2 separate regions of the Mus musculus genome follow, and region 1 is linked to region 2. The links are chromatin loops, found by intact Hi-C in ENCODE. Cell type or tissue: left cerebral cortex. All regions are shown on one strand. Links, peaks and the distances in the headings refer to the core of each region. The heading gives the core; the rest is flanking DNA.

The links. Peaks named below come from ENCODE experiments on the same cell type or tissue, not always from the same donor. Only the 100,000 strongest peaks of a DNase experiment are listed, where the experiment ranks them.
Region 1: it touches region 2 in a loop (2.8-fold over the local background); 8 of 42 quality-filtered maps call a loop at or near these places.

The regions. Positions count from the first base shown.
Region 1 is chr19:17,445,563-17,456,676 of GRCm38, reverse strand. It overlaps Pcsk5 (proprotein convertase subtilisin/kexin type 5), which reads left to right. Exons shown (of 38, transcript NM_001190483.2): 32 at 1-13; 33 at 1,767-1,994; 34 at 4,632-4,809; 35 at 8,985-9,202. Among named protein-coding and RNA genes, the nearest start is that of Rfk, 57 kb to the right of the region's middle. In left cerebral cortex, for the core only: no CTCF peak of the experiment used is centred there; a DNase peak (open chromatin) is centred at 4,872.
Region 2 is chr19:18,819,489-18,830,602 of GRCm38, reverse strand. It overlaps Trpm6 (transient receptor potential cation channel, subfamily M, member 6), which reads right to left. Exons shown (of 39, transcript NM_153417.2): 19 at 7,124-7,270; 20 at 4,724-4,852; 21 at 2,981-3,232; 22 at 598-772; 23 at 284-398. Among named protein-coding and RNA genes, the nearest start is that of Gm41814, 75 kb to the right of the region's middle. In left cerebral cortex, for the core only: no CTCF peak of the experiment used is centred there; no DNase peak of the experiment used is centred there.

The DNA.
Region 1 (11,114 bases), core at 1,526-9,525, 1.4 Mb after region 2:
GATGAATGCAGAGGTAAGACTTTCTGGGCTGCATGACTGACAAAGGAGGCTGGGGAGCTTGTCTGCACAAAGCCTACTCTAAGGCTGCCATGGTGCTCAGCCACAGCTCTCAGAACACTCTTAACTTCCCTGCTCAAGGCAAGAGATTTTGAATGAGAGTTCATTTTTAAAATACATCATGCATAAGCTTTGAGCATGTGAATCTGGCTAGTTACAGATTACATGACCCTAGTAATGGCACATGCCCATTGAAAAGGATTCTCCATGTAAAGGTTTTCAAGAGCAGGTGAGCTTTTAAAGCCTGTCCTTGGGTGTTTAGGCCACCAATGAGTTCATATACTTAGTAAAAGGTCCCATGGAAGACTTCCTCTATGCCTGTCATCTCCCTTTCCTCTCTCCTCTCTTCATGACCACCCTCCTTCTCTTCAGCTCTTCCTAGCCCAAGTCCCCACTCATCTTCCATTTGTCAGTTCTGTGACTACATGTTTTAGAAGGGGACTGCTGGAACTGGAGAGCAGCAGGGAGTAAAGGCTTTGCCTAGCCTAACGAGGTTCCTGTACTCCACTCTTAGCACTGAATGAAGCAATAAAACAAGAAAGGAGACAGGATCTGCAGTTTCCTCAGCACCCTTATTTTCAAGTGGGCATTAATCTATCTTCGTCTCTTTTTAGTTGCCAGGATACAGAAAAACAAATTGTAGGTTATGAGATGATTTCTGAAATGAAAGAGGAAAGCATTCCAGGAGACAGGTTTTTCTAAAGCCCTGGGATGGATTACACCTTCCATGAGCCCCGGGGTCTAAGCTAGCAAGAGCATTTGTTAAGGGTCTAGATTCCCATCCCAGTCTGTCTCCCCCAACCTTCAGATGGAATCTTCCTATGTCACATAGGCTGTCCTTAAGCTAGCCCTCCTCTTGCCTTAGACTCCCAAGGGCTAGGGTTACAAATGTGTGCCACAATCCATGGCTGATTCCATCATTTTCTAGCTGAGTGGCTTAGCATCTTTGGTCCTAATTCTCTGATGCAGAGAGAATGAGATGGTGAACCTAACAGTAAAGCCCATCAGCTCATCCAGGGAAGCTGAGGGCATCCTCTGTGTGCTGTGTGCGGCTCCAAGCCTGGAGAGTGGCGCACACAGAACCTCTGCTCTCACAGAGCTCACGCTCTATTTGGAAAGGAAGACGCTGAGGAGAGTGAGTCAAGAGAAACAAGTAGGAGAGCAAAGTGAGGGTGTGAAAAGGAGCAAGGAGCAGTTGAAATTTAAGAGATGTTTTATAAGATACCACCAAAGAGAGGGAGCAATCAATATAGGAAGAAACCGTCACGTGTCCTCAAGAAAAGGATTCCAAGTAGAGAGGATACTGGTTACTGACTCTAAGAGTGAACTGTTGCACCACTGATTGTCTAACATATCTGCCAAGCAAGCCCCTGTTGTATGCAGGCCCTCTCACACTGGCACTGTGCATTGCAGTGGACACCAAAGATGCCCTTTACCATTGGGCAATTATTATACACTCCAACAATTACTTCACTAGTGATTTGATAGAGGTATTCTGGGAGATTATGGAAAGACCATGACAACAGGGACTTTGACGGTAGAAAGGCCACATACTAATGTGCGACCTTTCTCACAGTGTGGCGTGACCATGACCCCATTCCCTTGGCACAGAGCCCTAGAAGCCTCCAAGAGAAAGAAATTCATTTCTTAGAGGGGTGTCCCAGCCATGCCTGTCTCTCACCCTACTTGTTTGCCTGCCGTGCTTGCAGATTGCCCCGAGTCCTGCCTGATCTGCTCATCAGCTTGGACCTGCCTGGCCTGTCGGGAAGGCTTCACAGTAGTGCATGATGTCTGCACGGCACCCAAGGAGTGTGCAGCCGTCGAGTACTGGGATGAGGGCTCCCACAGGTGCCAGCCGTGTCACAAGAAATGCTCCCGCTGCTCAGGGCCTTCTGAGGACCAGTGCTATACCTGTCCCAGAGAGACTTTTCTTCTCAGTAAGTTGTAATGCTTATTATGCCCAAGGCCAGCTGTGAACCTCTTGGGCATTCTCTCTCTCTCTCTCCTCTCTCTCTCTCTCTCTCTCTCTCTCTCTCTCTCTCTCTCTCTCTCTCTCTCTCTCTCTCTCTCTCTCTCTCCCCTCTCTCTCTTCCCCTCCCCCTCCCCCTCCCCCCTCTCTCTCTTTTCTCCATATTTCTTACAAATTTTTAAACCTAGCAAAAACAGATGCGATGGGCGATGGGATGATAGAAGAAACATCACACTCTGCCCTTTGCCCACTTTGCCCACGTTGCCCACTTTGCCCATCCCTGATCTTCGTCATCCCCTTCTGTACAAGTGTTTGCTAATCCTACCATCTACCCTTTTCTGAAACATGGAGGGGTAAGTTAGACATATCCGTTTCTTTCCAATGAACATTTTGCTATATGTTTCATAGCACAGGAACGCTTTCTTACACAGGATACTGTCAATTCCAATAAATTTGTGTTGATACAATTCTTTAATACACTATCATTGGGGCTGAAGAGATGGGCCCAGTGATTCAGAGCACATGCGCTAGGAAAAGACTTGGGTTTGATCCACAACACCCACAGTGGCTCACAACCATTCTAATTCCATTCCCAGGAGATATGATGTCCTCTTCCGATCTCTGAGTGTTCAGGTACACATGTGGTACACATACAAATATTCAGGAAAAATATACATAAAATAAAATACATGTGTCTAAAAGGTTTTAAACAGTTCTATTAAATAGTCCCAGCTCCTCTTAGGATAGGGCCAGGGTAAGATCTTCATGCATTTGCCTTTAGTCTGGAAGACAATTTGTTTTTGTATTTTATGCTTTGGACATGAGAAAAATTCAGTCCCTATTCTCCCTTTTGAGTTAGCAGGTATCTCCTCCATGTCTAGATAGTGGGTGTGACTTCTCAACCAAAAGAAGTAGGTTGTATCCTCTGAGAGCTGAGTCTGGAGTAGTGTGGTATCCACCTGCCTCTCCACGGCAATATTCATGCAGATTGATTCTTTCCTCAAGATAATTCAGTTTCTCCATTGATCCCCAAGTAATAAGTAGTGGACAGATACCTCAAACATGTAGCTATTCTGCCCTTTACCATAATTGCCTCTTAATTCAGTGTTTATTGATTAATTATTCATCTTAACTAGGTACGCGGTCCCATGCCTATAATCCTAGTACTGGAGAGGCTGAGACAGGAGAATCTCAAGTTCAGGGCCAGTCTGGGCTACATATAGCAAGACCCTGTCTCCAAAAAGTGAATAAGCAGGAAATCATTACATGTACTTGTAATCCCAGTACGTGAGAGGTGAATACAGGTGGATGAGGAGCTAAGACTGGCTTAGCGTTGTAAGAAGTTTGAAGCCAGCCTACATGAGACTCTGTCGCAAATTAATCAATCAATTAATTAATTAAAAAGAGATTAATACCAGAAAGCCCAGAAAGTATTGGCACTGTTTTCCCAATCAGTAGAATAGACATTAGAGGGAGATATTATAAGTCAAAACAGATGGCCAGGCTCCCTCTCTTGTAGGATATCATTAGCAAAGATAATGGTACCCTGTTACATACAGGGTCACACATCCTCGTTATCATTCTGGTTTCTCACAGTCTTCTTTGCCCGTTTTAGTTTGGCTACCTTCCTGTCTAGAAATTATTCCTCATAAAATAGCCCACCCAACCTTATCTCTCATACAATATCACCTGTTTGGACATTCTTTTCTAGTCATGACTGATCTAGGGTCTCCTCAGATACTTTTACAGAGAGAAAGACATCTCATCAGTGAAGAAGGCCTTCCCTTAAGCTGGAAAGTTAATTTAAAGTCAAGCCTTGATACAGAGACTCCTCCCAAAGGCCGGGCGCAGGACTTACGCTGACCAGCTCCTCTCACTCCGTCCTGACCCACATCACCAGAAACGGGCAATTTATAAACTAGATCGTTTGGGGGAAGATCGTGATAGACTAATTATTCTCTCTCTCCTGAAGATGTAACACCTTAATCGCTCAATCTTTCAAGTATATAATTTGTGTATAGTGTGGGACTTTGTAGCTGTGCTTAATAAAAGGTCTTGGCATGGGGAGATTATGCTGATGTAAACAGACGAGACCGACATAATCACAGGGTCTGAGAAGAGCAGAATTAGTAGTAGATGTATGTTGACTGAATCAGAGCGACAATGAGGACACTGCCCTTGAAATCGAGAAGGGGCTCCCGAGCTCATGAACACAGATGCCCTCAAAAAGTCGACAGGGGAGGAACAGAACCCCGGCCAGCCTCTAGAAGGGGTGCAGCTCTGTACACCCATTTAGATTTCTGGCCTCTTTCATAGCGAGATGAACAGTTTCTGTCACGAAACCATAAAGTTGATGGTCACTGTTATAGCCATGGTAGAAAACTAGAGCGGAGGTACCCAACAATCCTCAGTTGCCATAGCCACCAGCCCACACTTTCCATCCTGCCTGTCATGGACTGTCCATGCTGACCTCAGCTTCACTGATATAAATCAGCCTCTGGGACTCCCTCTCCCTCTGCATGCAATGCCTCCGTCCCTGAACAGAGCAGGTGTGGGAGCCACCGGTCAAGCGTGCTGTCAAGACTCATCTTTCCTTTTTCCACAGATACAACCTGTGTGAAAGAGTGCCCAGAGGGCTACCACACTGACAAGGACAGCCAGCAGTGTGTGCTCTGCCACAGCTCTTGCAGGACCTGCGAAGGACCACACAGCATGCAGTGCCTCTCCTGCCGACCTGGCTGGTTTCAACTGGGCAAGGAGTGCTTGCTGCAATGCAGGGATGGGTAAGGAGTTCAGCACATTCTCCTTCAGCCACTTCCAGATGGCAAGCCATTTGCCGATGATGAAAATAGGGCTCAGAACACAGGGATCCACTGTGAAGCCTGCCTGCTAGTAGGCTACAGGAGAGGAAGAGAAAAAGAAAGAATCGGTGTGTCCCAGTGAGAGAGCACACTACATCAGACTAAGTGACTATTTATCCTCAGGGCCTGGCCTCACTGACAGTCCAGAGATATCTAATCATAAGCAGAGAATTTCTCCTCTGCTCATAGTGACCGACAAGCATTAATACAGGTTTACGGGCTTTTGTTTGTTTGTTTGTTTGTTTGTTTGGGTTTTTTTCCTGTTTTCGGAGGGGGCATGGATTCAGGGGATTCAGGGTTAGTATGCAAAACCTAGGCAGTACAAATGGGACACTGATCTTAACAGGGAACAATTTCAGGGACCATCTCCATTAACACCCCTTGGCCTCTGTAGCCTGTCAGGCCTCCACAAATGCCCAGCATCCACAATTTACAGCTTTGATTCCAAAAGCAACCTTGACACTGAACTGAAATGCTAATATAAAATCAGTGGGGGGGAAATGATTTTGTGAATGCAGATTCTATTATTTTGCTGCTAAGAAAAACTTCTGGTGTGGATATCAAATCTGGTTACAAACACTGCAAAGAAGGATCGACTGGACCATGCTCTCTCCCAGCATTGCACACTCCTGTCCACTGTTTCCCAATTAGTAACCCAGGGAGGGCCCTGAGAGGCCCCATACCCAAATCGGAGGACATTTCCTGGATGTTTTAACCCCGGTTGGTACCTTCCTTCGGCCCTAAGTGATGACTGCACGCTACATTGCTGTCAATGCTGTATATTGATTGGCTCACGTCTCTGGGTATCTCATTCACTCACTCACTTATGGAATCTACATGGGTTGGGACAAAAGCATCTTGTCCATCTGGATAAGCTGAGTTTAAAACACACGCTTTGTACTTCAAAGGCTTACCCTTGTTCTTCTCTCTCACTTGTGCTACCACACACACAGCCCAGCATTGATAGCTGGATCCCGCCAGGCAAGAGGAGAGGTGGGGGCTACCAGAGAAGAGTCTTAAAAGATCTGGGTGTACAGGGACAATCTCCATCTTCCTCAGATCTGGTCACTCTCTGCTCTACAACACTCATGAGGCGTGTGCAGTCCTGTAGCTCAACAGAATGCAGAACGTAGCAATAAGAAGATGCCCCACATTGTGTGGAGTCACCAGAAGGAGTGGGGGGAGGGAAGCACAGGCTGCCATCGTTCTCTTTACTAGGGAAGAACGGGAGTATTAGCGAAGTATTGGTGGGGAGTTATTCCTTTGGTAAAATCAGTTTTCCACATACAAAGGTATGCTGGTTAAATGTGTTTTTCTTGGACGGACAGATGTATAATTCTTTGTACCTTTCTACAATAAGTAATTATTTGGTCTTGACTTCATGGAAAGTTCTTTAAGACTCAAGCCTCCATGCTTACTCACAAGGTCTTATTCAAGGCCGTGAGGCTCACAAGATTCCAACCTTACATTAAAACAAATAGTCCTCATAGCAAGCAACCATATGGAATTTAATGTACTCCAGCAAGCTCCTTGTTCTCTTTATTTTGGTGTTATTCTCTGACAATTTTTAAAACCTATGTTGAATCAATGTTTCCCACTCATGGTCTCTACTGGACCTTTGCATCTTCAATACAGCTTGCAAAGCATTTCAACTAACATATCTTCTTTATACAATTCTTTGATTCTACGATAATCTCATGAGGTGGACACACTGGTCCCTTCATTTTACAGAAAAAGAAACTGAGGCTGAGTTTAACTGATGTGCTGGAAGTCACATAGCTATAAAGCTACTGATGTGTTATGGAGACAGGACCACAGTCCAGTCTTCTAAGCCCACTCCCGTGTTTCCTGCTGTATGTGATTTTGCTTGATGTTTGTTCTGTTTCACTTCTTTTTTTATTTCTCTTCCCTGCATTGCCTCTCAAATACCTTGGTCGTCCTATTGACTAACTGAAACAATTCTTCACCATGGAAGTACAGAGGGAAGTGAGGATTACTGTGCCAGAGCTGGGTCACTGGGATATAAAGTGACTGTTTCAGATTGCTAGACAGAGGCAGGGTTCAGCCCCATGGTAAGCATGCTGTTAGTTTTCACGTGTTCACTGAGCTGGTTTACCACTAACAGGGATTTGGGAGTGATGTTTTTGCATCAAAATCCTTGAACCTTGTATTACTGAGCTAATCCCTGGGACCTGCTGATGCCCAGCAGGCAGACACAAACCACACCATGTCTGCCTGCATCCTTAAGACCTTGGTCTGATTTGGAAGGTATCTTCAGCATTGCTGTGTTATATTGTGGTTTGACAGATAAGGCTTTTCATACCATCTCTTGTTCGACCTGAAGCACGTTGTCTAAATTTTCTAAGCCACGTGTTTTGGATCTATAATATTTGGGATTATAATATAAACTTAGAAGGTATGTTGTGAAAATTAATTTTAAAATTCACAATTAACACAAATATACACAGTGGGGACTGGAGAGATGGCTCAGAGTGTAAGAGCACTGACTGCTCTTCCAGAGGTCCTGAGTTCGATTCCCAGCAACCACATGGTGGCTCACAACCACCTGTAATGGAATCTGATGCCCTCTTCTGGTCACAGCAGAAGACAGTGACAGTGTACTCACATACATAAAATAAATAAATAAATAAATATTTAAAAACACAAATATACACTATTAATAGAGTTCTAGCCACTAGTATAACAACTTTCTAGTATTTAATTGTGCTGCCACCATTAGCCCTATATTACAAATAAGGACTATGACACACAGAGATATCAAGTTACCCACCAAGGGTACATAGCTCATTAGGTAGTACTGCTTGATTTGAAATCATACTTGTTTGAGACCCTAAGCACCTAACCTTCAGGTTCTGATATCTCATTTCCATGCTTAATGGGATGAAATGTTTCCAAAGTCCCTAGGAAGCCATCAAACATACAGCAGAGGTTAATGACAGTTATTGGTAGAATATTGAGTCTCCTAAAATCTTTTCAAAAGAGTTTACATCTATTCCTTAATGGCCATTATAAATCATGTGACCCCATATTTCAAAATGTTTTTTATTAGATATTTTCTTTATTTACATTTCAAACGTTAATCCCTTTCCTAGTTTCCCCTCCGAAACTCCCCTATCCCCTCCCCTCCCCCTGCTCCCCAACCACCCACTCCCATTCCTGGTCCTGGCGTTCCCCTATACTGGGGCATAGAACCTTCACAGGATCAAGGGCCTCTCCTCCCATTGATGACCAACTAGGCCTTTCTCTGCTACATATACAGCTAGAGCCACAAGTTCCACCATGTGTTTTCTTTGATTGGTGGTATAGTTCCAAGGAGCTCTGAGGGTACTGGGTAGTTCACATTGATGTTCCTTCTATGGGGCTTCAGTCCCATTTGAGGAGAGGAGAGGAGAGGAGAGGAGAGGAGAGGAGAGGAGAGGAGAGGAGAGGAGAGGAGAGGAGAGGAGAGGAGAGGTCTTCCATCCAGGGTGTGATTCAGTAAAGGTTAAAGTTAAATGTGGAGATGTCAAAGGAGGAACAGGAAGTGACGGTGATGGTAAAGGACTGCTGTGCCACCACTGTGTGTGATAGTAACCTTATAGGTGCTTCCAGCTTCACGCTCACACACATAGGTGAGCAACCCCATGCCCAGTGTACAGGTAAGCAACCCCACGCTCACTAGATCTGTTAGCATCTTGTCAATGATTCCTGAGTCAGGTTGCATGAAGAGACTGAAGAGGCCAGGCTGGTGTGTGAACCCTGTCTGACACAGCTTTTGGTTCAAGCAGAGCCTGTTCAACCCTCCACGTCCGTGGCTTCCATACCTGATCAAGGACTGGAAATACTCACAAGTAATGCATCTGGTGCTGAACACAGGATTGTTATCCTTGTCATTATTTCTGAGCCAGTACAGCATAACAATTATTCCCATAGTATTTATACCGCATTGAGAACTAATGTGAGATCATTGAAAGCATAAAAGAGGAGGTGTGGATGCTGCCGCACTTTACACATGGGACTGACTGTGCACACATGGGTTTTGGTGTCCAGCTGCCAGAGGACAACTGCATATGCCTGTGCTTCCCTCTTGGTTACAGATATTATGGAGAAAGCACCAGCGGTAGGTGTGAGAAGTGTGACAAGAGCTGCAAGTCATGCCGAGGTCCACGGCCCACAGACTGCCAGTCTTGCGATACATTTTTCTTTCTCCTACGCTCCAAGGGACAGTGCCACCGCGCTTGCCCTGAGCACTACTATGCAGACCAACACGCCCAGACCTGTGAGAGGTGCCACCCCACTTGTGACAAGTGCAGCGGTAAGAGTATGCCTATGTTTTGCATATGAAAATGGAAATTTGAAAAGGTTTTCCTTTCTATTTTGCCTCTCTCTCTCTCCCTCTTTCCTCCTGGGGGGCACCCCCATTTCCCAAACTCTTCCTCAAACCTCTTCAGCATCCACACAGTCTGCCCACTCGCTTCTGCAGCATCCTTGGTACCTTTCAGGCTTCCTGCCTTTTTTTTTTTAATTAGGTATTTTCTTCATTTACATTTCCAATGCTACCCCAAAAGTCCCCCAAACCCTCCCCCCCATACTCCCCTACCCCCACACTCCCACTTCATGGCCCTGGCATTCCCCTGTACTGAGAGGCATATAAAGTTTGCAAGACCAATGGGCCTCTCTTTCCACTGATGGCCGACTAGGCCATCTTCTGATACATATGCAGCTAGAGACACGAGCTCTGGGGAGTACTGGTTAGTTCATATTGTTGTTCCTGCCTTTTGAGGCTGATACCGGAGGCATCATCTCCTCTGGGAGTGCTTGCCACCTACACACAGCCTCCTTCTCACCTGTGTGATTTCATCGCTGTGACAAATCCCTGAGAATCTGGCTCACGGCCGCAGAGGCTTTGGTCTGCAGTCAGCTTGCTGTGCTGCTGAGGGTCTGTGGTGAGGCCCATGGTGGCAGCAGGATCGTGAAATAGAGCAGAGCAGATCAGCACAGAAGTTGGCTCAGCAGCCAGGCAGTGAGGATGAGGAAACGAGAGGAAAGCAGACACCTGTCTCGGGCATGCCCATAAGCACCCAACAATCCTCCAACTGACCCTACTTTTCACCATCTCCAAAGAATCCATTAGATTATGAAGCCATTGAAAGATCAATCCATTGATTAAGTCAAGACCTAACTACCTCCCCAGAGTCTGTCCTCTGGAAACCAAGCCCCCAGTCCATGAGCCTGTGGGGACATTTCATTTCAAACTGTACACTGCTGATAGCAACTATCTAGGGAAATCCATTGATGTTCTTCAGTTTAAAAACTCCCTAAAGGCATCTGTCTCAGGCTCTCCCAAGCCCCGATACTGTTTTCCAGATGTGTGCTTGTGTCAAAGATCATTAAATCAATGTCAGTGGGACCACCATTTAACCACTGCCTGGGGTGGTACCTTGATGTTATCTCTGGTACTATTCTGCATCTAGACTTCTAATGAACCTACATACCTACAAACAGTTGAATTTCAAGACCTGTGGATGCTTCCTACGTATCCCTCTTGTCAGAAAATATGGTCACACTGAAACCATGCAAAAGGCAGTAGCTCACATCCCTGCTCTCCTTTTCCAAACAGCCATGGCTTTCTCGGCCCTTCTGGATACATGTCATTTCTAACAGCCCTTTGGCTGTTGACTGGCATCACATTAATTTGTATTATCCTAAGTTTGATAAAACAAGGACATTTTCACACAAATATATAATGAACATATTCCCCCTCCATATGTTGCTATATTACCTGTGTAAAGGTGTAGCCCTGGCTGTCCTTAAACACATGCTGTTCATACCATATCCTCTTAGCCTTTGTCTAGCTGAATATACCACCATGCCCAGCTCCCATTTTTAAAGATAATTAGGAGGGAGAAATAGAACAGATTTCATGGGTGTACCAGGGTGGGAGACAGAATGGGAAAATAAAGTGGGGGCAGAAGGGGAGGAGATAGGATTGAGGGAGGGAATTCAGGGAAAGTCAGGTGGAACTGAGAGATATTTGAGGGATAGTATAGAAACCTAGTACAGTGGAAACTTCCTAAATTATATGACGGTGATTCTGATGAAGTCTCCCAATAATAAGGGAGACAGAGTCCCAAATCGTCATCCCTTGTCACCAAATGAGGCTTCTGGTACTGAGACTGGGTTGCATTCATTTGAGTTGTTAGCCAAAGGAGTGCCATGGAAATCCC
Region 2 (11,114 bases), core at 1,204-9,203:
AACTCCAACCCTCCCATTCTGCAGAACTCCAACTATGCAGTAACAGCTTGAATCTCCTCTCGTTGTGTGTGCTTCAGTTGTGACTTCTGCAATGTTGCTGCCTATGAGTTTGACTTCTTTCCTACCAATAGTTTCACACCCTTGCTTTAAAGCCACAGCAATCAAACATGGAACACACGTAAGGACAAAAGGTCACATACCCAACACGCGTGGGAATATACTCAATATAGCTGCTCCCCTGTTTTGGTAAATAAAATAATTGTATTTCATCAAAGTTACCTACTTGAAACAGGCAATCAGAAGGTTCACCATGATGATGTATTGCACAAAGAGGTAGACAGCTTGCAGGAATGGAGTCAGGAAAGAACCCGGAGGGCAAGAAGTCTCATTTGAACAAACTACAAAGAAAGAATTTAAAAGTGAGAGGAGATAAGCCACAGCCCTGGGGATCTCTGCAAATATTTGACCCCTTAACATCCGAGAATACCACAAACTTTTCACATTGAAAGGATTCTTGTGACTGCTTTCCGGATTTGCTTTTATTCTGAGTATCTCCATGGGTTCTGATTCTGAGTGAAGGCAAAACCTCATATGTACCATCTATATCTGAAGCATAGACTTCTCCATACATCATCCAATACGGCTCAAAGACGATGTCACGAGCCAGGCGCCATGAAGGAGGCTCCTTCGGTGAGAGGATAGCTTTGCGCGCCACGCCAAAGCTCAGCAGGACAATGGCCATGATGATCACAATGTAGAACATGTTTGCTGCCTGCAAAACAGCACAGCACAACAACACAAATTTGAATTTATCACAAATCAAGCCCTCGCGGTCATCAGCACAGACGCCTTCTGTAAGCAGCAATCAAACTAGCACCCAAAGTTGGCCAATGACATCAAAGATTTAATTAGAAAAACTTTAAAAGGATAATGGTATATTCAAATTATTCTACTACATGTTCCCAGGATTCCCTCACAGATTTATGAGGTGTCTTAAAAATTGATTATACCAGTTTCCTCCTATGTTTTCAAATACAGCAACACAACTCACTTGTTCACCATGGCAGACTAAGAAGTCACCAATATTTCCACTCTCTCCACATTTCTTATCTTATTGAGTGGTAGCTACAAGATTCAAGTAGCCAACGGGCTAAAGAATGACAGCAATAACCTGGCCTGAGCTGCTAAACCCTGCTGGACTTTGTCACTCTTCTTGTTGCCAAAGAAGACTCAGGAAGGGGCTATGTTGCATGGGTATGCCACACAAATGGGCAATTCTGCATTCTGGAGTCAGTACTTAGAGAACTCTAGCTTCTGGGAGAAGGAACTTGTGCCTAACCACTGAGGTGCACTGGTTGTCTAACCTCTAATAAATATGACATTTTTAAAATCAAATGATGCCTGTATGGTCTAAGAGAAAAAATGGTAAGAAAGAAGAAAATCTGAGGGCTGCCCTGGGGTTCAGCAGTAGAGTGCTTGCCTGTCATGCATGAGGCCCTAAGTTCAACTCCCAGACCTGCCAAAAGGAGGAGGAGGAGGAGGACAAAGGAAGCAGAAGAAAAGTAGTAGGGGAGGTGGGAGCTGGAAGCAGTAGCAGAAGGTCCTTCCTAAATCCTTCTGGTCCCTCTTCCTCTGTCTTTTTTTCTGTACTCCTCCTGAGCCTCCAGAACATCACCTTTCTTTGTATTCTAGAAATAAATGCCAAGATAATCTTGGGGTTGGACTTCTAGACAGTAGATCTTTGTGTAGTTTCAAAATTCCAGAGGGCAAAAGCTGGCAGAATGTCCAGCAAGCTCGGAGGATAGACTAGAGCCAGGCCACCCACAGTGGGAACCTGGATCCCCAACATATGCTCATGAGTGAATCTACTTAACTTCTGTTTCCTTGTATGTAAAAAGTAGGTACTATTTAATTCATAAAGTTGCGAAAAATATTACATGAGTTAATGCATCCAAAGTATCTCCTATAGTATGTGGTGCCTAGTTACTACTACTTAAGCCTAAGAGGAAGTGATTTCAAATAAAGCACTTTCAGAGAATACATTCTTGGTGGTAGCCTTATACAAGTAAAGAACCATGTGACTCAATCCCATATGGCTACCCCTCACAAAAGGCTAAACCAAGTGTTCCTATTAACTACCCAAGCCCATGTTTATATACAAGTTTATGATTAGTCAGAAATGAGTCTCAGTGCTTCTAGAAACAATTACAGACTTAGTGCACTGGGGAGATGGCTCGGTGTTAACACGCTTACTGCACCGGAGATTAGAGTCCCAGACAGCACTTAAAAGGTGGGCAAGGAATGGGGGAACAGGTGGCTCCTGGGAGCTCACTAGCCAGACAGTCTAGATCAAAATGAGCATTAAGATCAATAAGAGTCCTCTGTTTCAAAACATAAGGTAGAGAGCTATGGTGATCTGAATGCAAATAGCCCTGATCAGCTCATATATTTTAATGTAAGTCCCCAGTTGGTGGAACTGTTTTGGAACGACTGGGCAGTGTGCTGTTGTTGGAGAATGTGTGTCAATTTGAGTGGGCACAATTTGAGTTCACAGTTTAAAAGCCCATATCATTCACAGTGAGCTATCTAGTACTCCCATGCCTAGTGCTCCCATGCCTAGTGCTCCCATGCCTACTGCTCCAGTGGCATCCCTGACTACCTGTTGCCATGCTCCCCACCAAGATGGTCTCAGACTCTAATCCTCTGGAGCCATAGGCCCCCAAATTAAATTCTTCCTCTCGTGCCTTGGTCATGGTGTCTCTTCACAGCAATAGAAAAAAATAAGACAAGAGGAATAGTGGAAGACACCCGGCGTTGGTTTCTGCCCTCTACAGAGGCAAGCACAGGTGAGGGCAGCCACAAACAAACATGTGCACACGTTCATATATCACAAGAGAGAAGATTAAAGTATGGAATATGAACCATGCAGTGGAACTACTGAAAGGGGGGGTGCTTGTGTTTAAAGTGAGGGTGCACTCACCATTTTGGCAATCATGGTCACATATGGACCTGCATGTTGATTCACAGCAAAGAAGTCCATGAGCCGAGAAAACCAAAATATGATGTCTATGCAGTAGATGAGTCTCCCTGCAGTTTGCAAAGGTGGATGCCCCCACCGTAGGCCAAAGCCAACAGCAAACAGGCCAATAGCCACAGTTTCCATGAGGTTCCAGTACTCACTGAGCCACATCTTCACCTTCTGCTTAAACTTGCTTGGTTCTGAAATGCAGATCTAATTGGAGAGAGAGAGAGAGAGAGAGAGAGAGAGAGAGAGAGAGAGAGAGAGAGAGAGAGAGAGAGAGAGAAAATTTTAAAGAAGGGGATCTGGCTGAGGGTGCAGTAATGTTACAGAGCACTTGCCTCCAACACACAAGGCCCTGGGGTCGGTCCTCAAACCCGTAGCAAAAGGGGAATACTATCAATAGCTTTTTCAAATGCATTAACCTGTCATTTAAATAGTAAGCCAACTCCTGCCAAATTTTACATACCAAGCCGATCTGAGAATCATGGAACCCTTGCTAATTGAATTATTTAAACCATCCTATAAATATATATTTAATGCCTGTTAGTTAAAATTAATGAAGAATTAACCTCAGTATCTAGCATTACTACCATTAATCCTAGCCACCATTTGAGAGACAAACTAGAAATGGCAAAAAGAAAGAATTTTGTTGGAGCTTTCACGGATTCTATGTGAGGGCAGAGCAAGCATGGGACATTTCAGAAGTCAGCACAGCAATGCCTCTGCCTATGATTCTCATTCATGAGCTGAGGGCAGAGGACACTGACAAGAATCCAAGTTGTCCTGTAATCTAGTCCTAAGATGCTACCCAGTAAGCTTTTGGCAAACCGCTAAGAATGTGCTGTTGCAACCCACTAGTGTTAAGAAACTTCCCTTGCAATATTATAGCAGGCACACTGCTATAATATTATAGCAGGCAATGTAAACTGCAATGTAAATAGCAAGCCTGTTTTCCCCAAAATGTAAAAATCGTGGTAGAATTTAGATTGAATTTCTCTTTTATAAACTTCATTAGCAGACAATGCAATATAATCGCTAAGAAGACACTTACCATAGAGTGTTGGCCAAATTACCACTGGAACGAGACAAGTGTAGAGACATGCAGAGACATGGACACATAGCTAGGACAGTTGAAGTCCTAACTACTTGGGATTATATTTACAACTGCATTTAGTGACCAGTGGCAAGGTAGAAATGAAAATGCTTAATTTTGTTTCTTAGACTCCTTCTCCCAGAAAGATATTCAGCATCCATTTACAAGGGTGTTTACCAGAAACTTCACCATGCTGTGAATATATTCCTTATATATTTTGCACCTTTAGCCATTCATGTGTCACTTATATGGTAAAACTGACAGTAGATAGTAAGTCTAGGTTATTAAAAATTCAGACCACAAAGAAAACTACATTGTGGGAAGCAATCAGTTGGAGAGTTCATTAGCAAATAGATAACATTGCCCATTGCTCCCTGAGTAATACATAAAGATTGTGCTTCAAAATGGCTGCTTTCAAAGGTCAGCACAAAGTCTTTGGCAAGAACCAGGAATAAAACCAGACATCTCCAGAGCAACCTGCTTGTAGATAATCGGAATCGGTGTGTTCTCTTTCCCCTCACATACTTGACATGAGTCCACTTTCATCCCCAGAGCCAACAACACCTCTTCTGGGTTGTGCAGAAGACACAGTTCAAAGGACCACTCACCTCCCTGACCTTCTCAATAGCATTGGTGAAGATGTAGATGATGACAAGCCATTCGTGCACGCTGGGTTGGGGCTGCATCTCCACCAACACTGTGTAAGTGAACAGCATGAGGAATGCCAAATAAGCCATCTGTGAGGGACACACATTCCCTGGACGTGAGCTCAAGTGACCACAAAGGATGTCAAGCAAGGGCAGACAGAGCCCAGAAGAAGCACAGACATGAACTTCTACAGGACAACATGAAAATATCACAGGGACCACTTCTGATAATGGGTTACATCCTGTCAAGGAATGCATAAGCATCTCCTGTCTAGGAACAGAAGACTGGTACAAGAAGGAGACGTTATCCTATTAGCACTAACCATTGCAGCATGCATACTGTGAGCTAGCAGCAAACCAGATAAGGGTCTTATGCCTTCCCTCTAGTTCCAGCTTAGAAAATAAATGTATGCCAAGACAAGCAGTGTCCCTGGATGCCTATCTTCACAGTAAGATGACAGTCCCTACCACAGGGAAGTTAGTGTATAGTGATTAAAATGTTATTCTGGCAAGAGAGATGGAGAGATGGATTGCAGTTAACTGATCTTGCTTGTGTGACTGAATTTAGCTCCCAGCACCCATCTTGGCCAGCTCAGACTACCTGTGACTCAAGCTCCAGGGTATCTGGAACTGTCTTCTGCATTTTAGGGGTACCTACATATGTACACACACGATAGATAGATAGATAGATAGATAGATAGATAGATAGATAGATAGATAGATAGATAGATAGATAGATGTTTGGGTTTTTTTGTTGTTGTTGGTTTGTTTTTGGTTTTGGTTTTGGTTTTTTTTTTTTTTTTGATAAATGTTTTGTTAAAGGTAAAAAGCAATCAAGGATGGAACCTGATTTCAACATCTGGCCTTCACATTCATACATGTGCAGCTGCACTTACGCACCCATATGACTATGTACACATGAAGAGATTAGTCATCTAGGTACAATGTACAATAGCTGACAGAGTCTACTGGCTATCAGGCAAAGTGTTAGGTGCATGGTGCAAGTCCACACAGACCATAACTCAAGTGTATAAGTCAAAGCATAGCTTATAGGAGTCAGTCCTCTCCTCCTACCTTGGCTCTGAGGCCAAAGTCATATAGTCAAGCTTAGCAGCAAGTATTCTTGCCTGGGAGTCATCTTGTTGAACCATCTCTGTTTTATTATGAGTCGTGGATGTTCACTGAAACTTGGAACTCACTAATATAGCTGGACTAACTTGCCAGTAAGCTCAAGGGATCTTATCTGTTTCTACCTCCCCAGTGTTGGAATCAGAAATGCTGCACCATGACTAGTGTTTCACGTGGATGCTGGGAATCGGAACCTGGGTCTACCCGCTGTGTTGTAAGCTCCAGGCCCTGTACCTACCGAGCCATCTCCCAGGTCCTAGGATTAACATTTAGAAACAGATAACTGTCATTATGAGCTATATATTTATTATGTGCAATAAGTATGTGGTTGCCAAGTCAATATTCTGAAGTTATATATTATGTGGATTTGAATAGACATCCTGTTCTATTAAAAGTTCAAATGTCTTTGGAATACAAAACATTGACTGTGCAGAATCTAAGTATAGACAAGCATTAGAAAAATATATGCTACTAAATAAATATGAGAAGCACTCGATATCTGTATGCTTTCACTGAATGGCCACTCTCCACAGAAGATTGACGTTTGATCCAACAACTCATGTTCTCAACTTTAAATAATCTGCTTACATTCAAAGCTTATGCTATTGAAAACAATCCAACCAAAAGATACTATTCCTACAAAACAATTGGTTCAGCTCATAATTTTTATCGATTAATGATTTATTTTGCCTAAGAAAGGTAGGGAAAAAAAAAACACCATTCAACACAACACTCAGGACTGTTAAGATCATTGTACTTAAACACTCCAACTGCTCAGTCTTGCCTTGCTGTGTCTAAGCATGCCAAGAGAAAAACAAATCTGAGACTGGTCTCAACACCTGCAATTTCAACATCAGGAGGCAGTCGCAGGAGCATGACTACAAGTTACAGGCCAACCTAATCTACATCTGCCCAGTGATTTCCAGGCTGGCGAGGACATAGACTGAAAGCCTTTGCCAAATTAAAAACAAGAGGAAGAAAAGTAGCAAGAGGACAAGGTTGGTGAGAAAGGGATTCCTCAGGATTCTTAAAGTGCAGCCAGTCTCCCCATCCACACTTTCCTTGTCTTCTTCCAACTCTCCCACCTGCCTACTTTGTCAACTCTCCTTCTTTTTAAGTGAAATTGCTAAAATGTGATGAAATTTTTTATCTCAGGTGAGCAAATGAGACACTGCATTAGTAACAATATTATGAGCTATTAATTATCATCAACACTATTGTACTGCGACCAACCGTGTAGAACCAAAACTTGACAAACGGAGCGCTGTAGAACTCGTAGACTCTCCGGGTCCAGGGGAGGCTCTGGGGCACATTTCTTAAGTCTAAATGCAGAGGTTCATCCGGTTTCTCATCAGGGCCTCTTTCCAAATCATAGTCTTTCTGAAAAATAAGCAACAATCTTGTAGACTAGAGAGTGGAACTCAGTGGTAGGCTTTTGGTTCAATTTCCTGATCTTCTGCCACCAATAAAGAATAACAAACAATACTAACTATATCTACACACACACACTTTTTGAGACATAGTCTTACTATATACCCTTACTATATATCCCTTGCTGGCCTGGAGCTTTAGAGATCCACCTGCCTCTAGGTCTCCAGTGTTGTATTTAAAGTCATTCACCACCACAGGCTGCCATCATTATGTCTTGTTGAGACAGCTAATCTTGGTTAGCAACTTGAAAGACCTGAGAAAGGGGACTCTCAAGTAGAATTGCCTCCATCAGATTGGCCCATGGGAATGTGAGGGGGACTCGTTCTTGATTGCTGATCTATGTAGGTAGGCCCAGCCCACTGTGAGCAGTGCCATCCCTGGGCAGATGGGCCTGAGGTGTATAATAATGCAGCTGGCCTTGCTGTAACCCACTAATTCTCAGTCATGCTTGCTGTCTCTCTCTTGCCTGCTCAACTGGTTATTCATTTTAAATCCCTTTTCTCCTTTCCACATCTTTTGCTATTGATCCAGGCTGACATCCTTATCCTTTATGGACTTGATGGCTGTGCTGGTCTATTTTCTTCTTGATTCTAGTCTGTCTTTTTTTTTTTTTTTTTGCATTTTTATTAGATATTTTCTTTATTTACATTTCAAATGTTATCCCCTTTCCTGGTTTCCACTCCGAAAACCCCCTCCCCCCCTCCCCCCTCCCCTTCCTCACCAACCCACCCATTCCTACTTCCTGGTCCTGGCATTCCCTATACTGGGGCATTGAGCCTTCACAGGTCCAAGGGCCTCTCCTCCCATTGATGGCCGACAAGGCCATCCTCTGCTACATCTGCAGCTGGAGCCATGGGTCTTTCTGCATGTACTCTTTAGTTGGTGGTTTAGTCCCTGGGAGCTCTGGGAGGTCTGGTGGGTTGATTTTGTTGTTCCTCCTATGGGGCTGCAAACCCCTTCAGCTCCTTGAGTTCTTTCTCTAGCTCCTCCATTGGGGACCCTGTGCTCAGTCCAATGGTTGGCCGAGAGCATCCACCTCTGTATTCGTCAGGCACTGGTAGAGCCTCTCAGGAGACAGCTATAACATAGCCTATCTTCTTATGAAACTACCCTACGAAATGAAGGGAGTGATTCTCCTACCAGCTGCTTGTCTCACTATGCTGGCCATAAGCATTCAAGGGTTCTCTAGTGAGTAAAATAGTGTGATGTTGTCTCACAAGACATACAAGAGTCTCACAATCCTCTGTGTTTCCAGACATGCCTGTAAACACTCCCTGCTTGTCCAGTACCCTCCCTAACTACAAGTCTAGCCAAACCACGTCACTGGCCTTGCTTACCCTCTGCCTCGTGACGTCCTGCCTCTGTGCCTTATCCAGCTGTTACAGATTCCTATGCCCCATCTAGCTGTTACCAATTCCTAATCCTCACTGTTAGCCCTACTGAGAAGGGTCATTCCTTTTCCTCCCTGGGCTTGCCACTCTATTGTCTTCATGCAGCTTATTCCTGGGCTAGATTGAGCCACAGAGGCTGTGCTTTAAGAGACTAGCAGTTGAGCAATTTCAATTTCTCTTTAAAAACGTATTTTGCCTGGGGAAAGTTCCCAAAAGAGTTCTGACTTAGCATGGATGTGGGTCCATGCAATCGTAGGTACTCAGAAAGTTGAGGCAGAAGAAATCACGTGAGTCCAGAAATTCAAAGCCATCCTGGGAACCATAGCAAGACAGTGCAACACATACACACACACACACACACACACACACACACACGCTCAAGGGGTGGATAATGAAATCTCAGAGGAAACACAGTATCTGATAACACAGCTTTGGCTCCCCATCGGAACAAAAAGGCCCTTTACTGCTATAAACTTAGCACCACAAAGACACACTAAGCCACATCTGCTTATATTGCTGACCCCAGCTTCTTCCCAGTATATACATTGTTAAACCATGTTCCTCCACTAATCAACTACATTTGCCTAATTAGCATTATGAAGTCTTAGATAGCCCTCCAAATCTGCCAGGCAAAAAATTAATAATAATTGTGGGAGGAGTGAAAGTAGCTAGACAAGTGTAGTCAATAATTTCTGCTTAAAATGAACCCAACGAGTTAAAAAAATTGTTTTTATGATCAGAAGCCATTCATAATAGAATGTACTCAAACAACTATTTCACTAAGTGTTTCAGACTGAAAAATGCTAAAGTTTTGTGGATAGTTTCTTGAAAATAATCCCATCATGGCTGAGGCCACATCTGCCTTAGTTTCAATATTCACTGAATTAATCAGTTGAGAGGACCACATTTAAACCACCTGGGGGAGCAACTGCTCTAAAGGGACACTAGTCAGGGGGGTTCAAGAATTTACTATTTTTTTTTTTAATGTTAAGAGGGCACACGTAAATTCCATTCTGTGAAGAAACTCTGAGTCTCCTTTGAGAATGGTTCTGAGAGGAAAGCGAGAGTTCTCCACAGACAGCACCTTCAGTGATGATGAATCCATCTTTCTACAGAATCCGCCAGAACCAAAAGCGGCACTGTATTCACCGGCAAATGACCATCTCCATCCTGGGAGGTCTGCGTGTACGTTTTGAGAAGCTGGGTAAGGAACAGCTTTTTGTCCCCGTTTATCTTCAAGCAGCACAGGAAACCTGGCCTGCACAGACAAATGGGGACTTTTCCAAGCAGAGTACCTCTGCCCCAGGCTTTGTGTTATCTCTAGGAGCAAGGACATCACTGTGCTCCTTCTCTTTGATTGGTTTGGACCTTGGACTGACAGAAAGAAATGTAACCACAGGACTAGCCCAGGCTTTTAAGAGAGTCCTCATGCTTTCTCTAGCCAATGGAATGCACAAAACTTCCTGGATTCCAAGGATTCAAGATGGAACTAGAAAGAAGGGAGGAAGGAAGGAGAGGGAAACACACACACACACACACACACACCTAAATAGGAGTAATAACTAAGCTCCTTAATGACCCAGGTGAGATAGATCTCCAGGCATCAGAATTCACAGATGTCCAGTCACCAACACATCCAAAAAAAAAACACTAGTCACAGTCTTCATTCAGTACTTGATGAATAAATAATACTTAAATAGGCAATTAAATAGATACACCATATACACCAAAACACACCAGATAAGATGTTAAAGGCACTTCATTCAAGATAAGCACCAGAGAAGATGTTTACCACACCTTGGGGCAAAGGGCAGCTTTATGAGTCAAGGTCAGAGTGGAGGCAAAGAGCAGAGAAATTGTTCACAGCATCCTGAACTTCTGGCTGTGACCCTTGGCTGCTGGGGAAGTGGCTACATCCCAGTGGAGAACACACATAAGAAGCTTAGCAAAACTGCCCACAGCCACTGAATGGTGACAGATGACAAGTGGGGTGCAGCAGAGAAGATCAACAAAAACCTTTTACTTTTTTTGGGGGGGTAAACACGTGTTGCAGAACACGTGTGGAAGTCAGAGGACAGTCTGTTTGAATCAATTCTCTTCTCCTTAATTCAGGGTCTGGGATTTGAACTCAGGTTGCCAAGCTTGGCTGCAAGTCCCTTTGCCCACTGAGCCATCCATCTGTCCCATCAACACTAATTCTAAATGTGTGTCATTTATCGATGAGAAGCTTAAGGGTGTGTAGCAGTGTTAATGGAGGCTTCAAGTCATAAGGCAATCTATGCTGCCACTTCCCAAAGCAATGCTGAAAGAGTTGTCGGACATGATGACTTTGTCATTGAAGCAGAAATGGAATACTTTTCTTTGCTTACATGCTCTACCTGTGTAGCATAGAACACAATGAA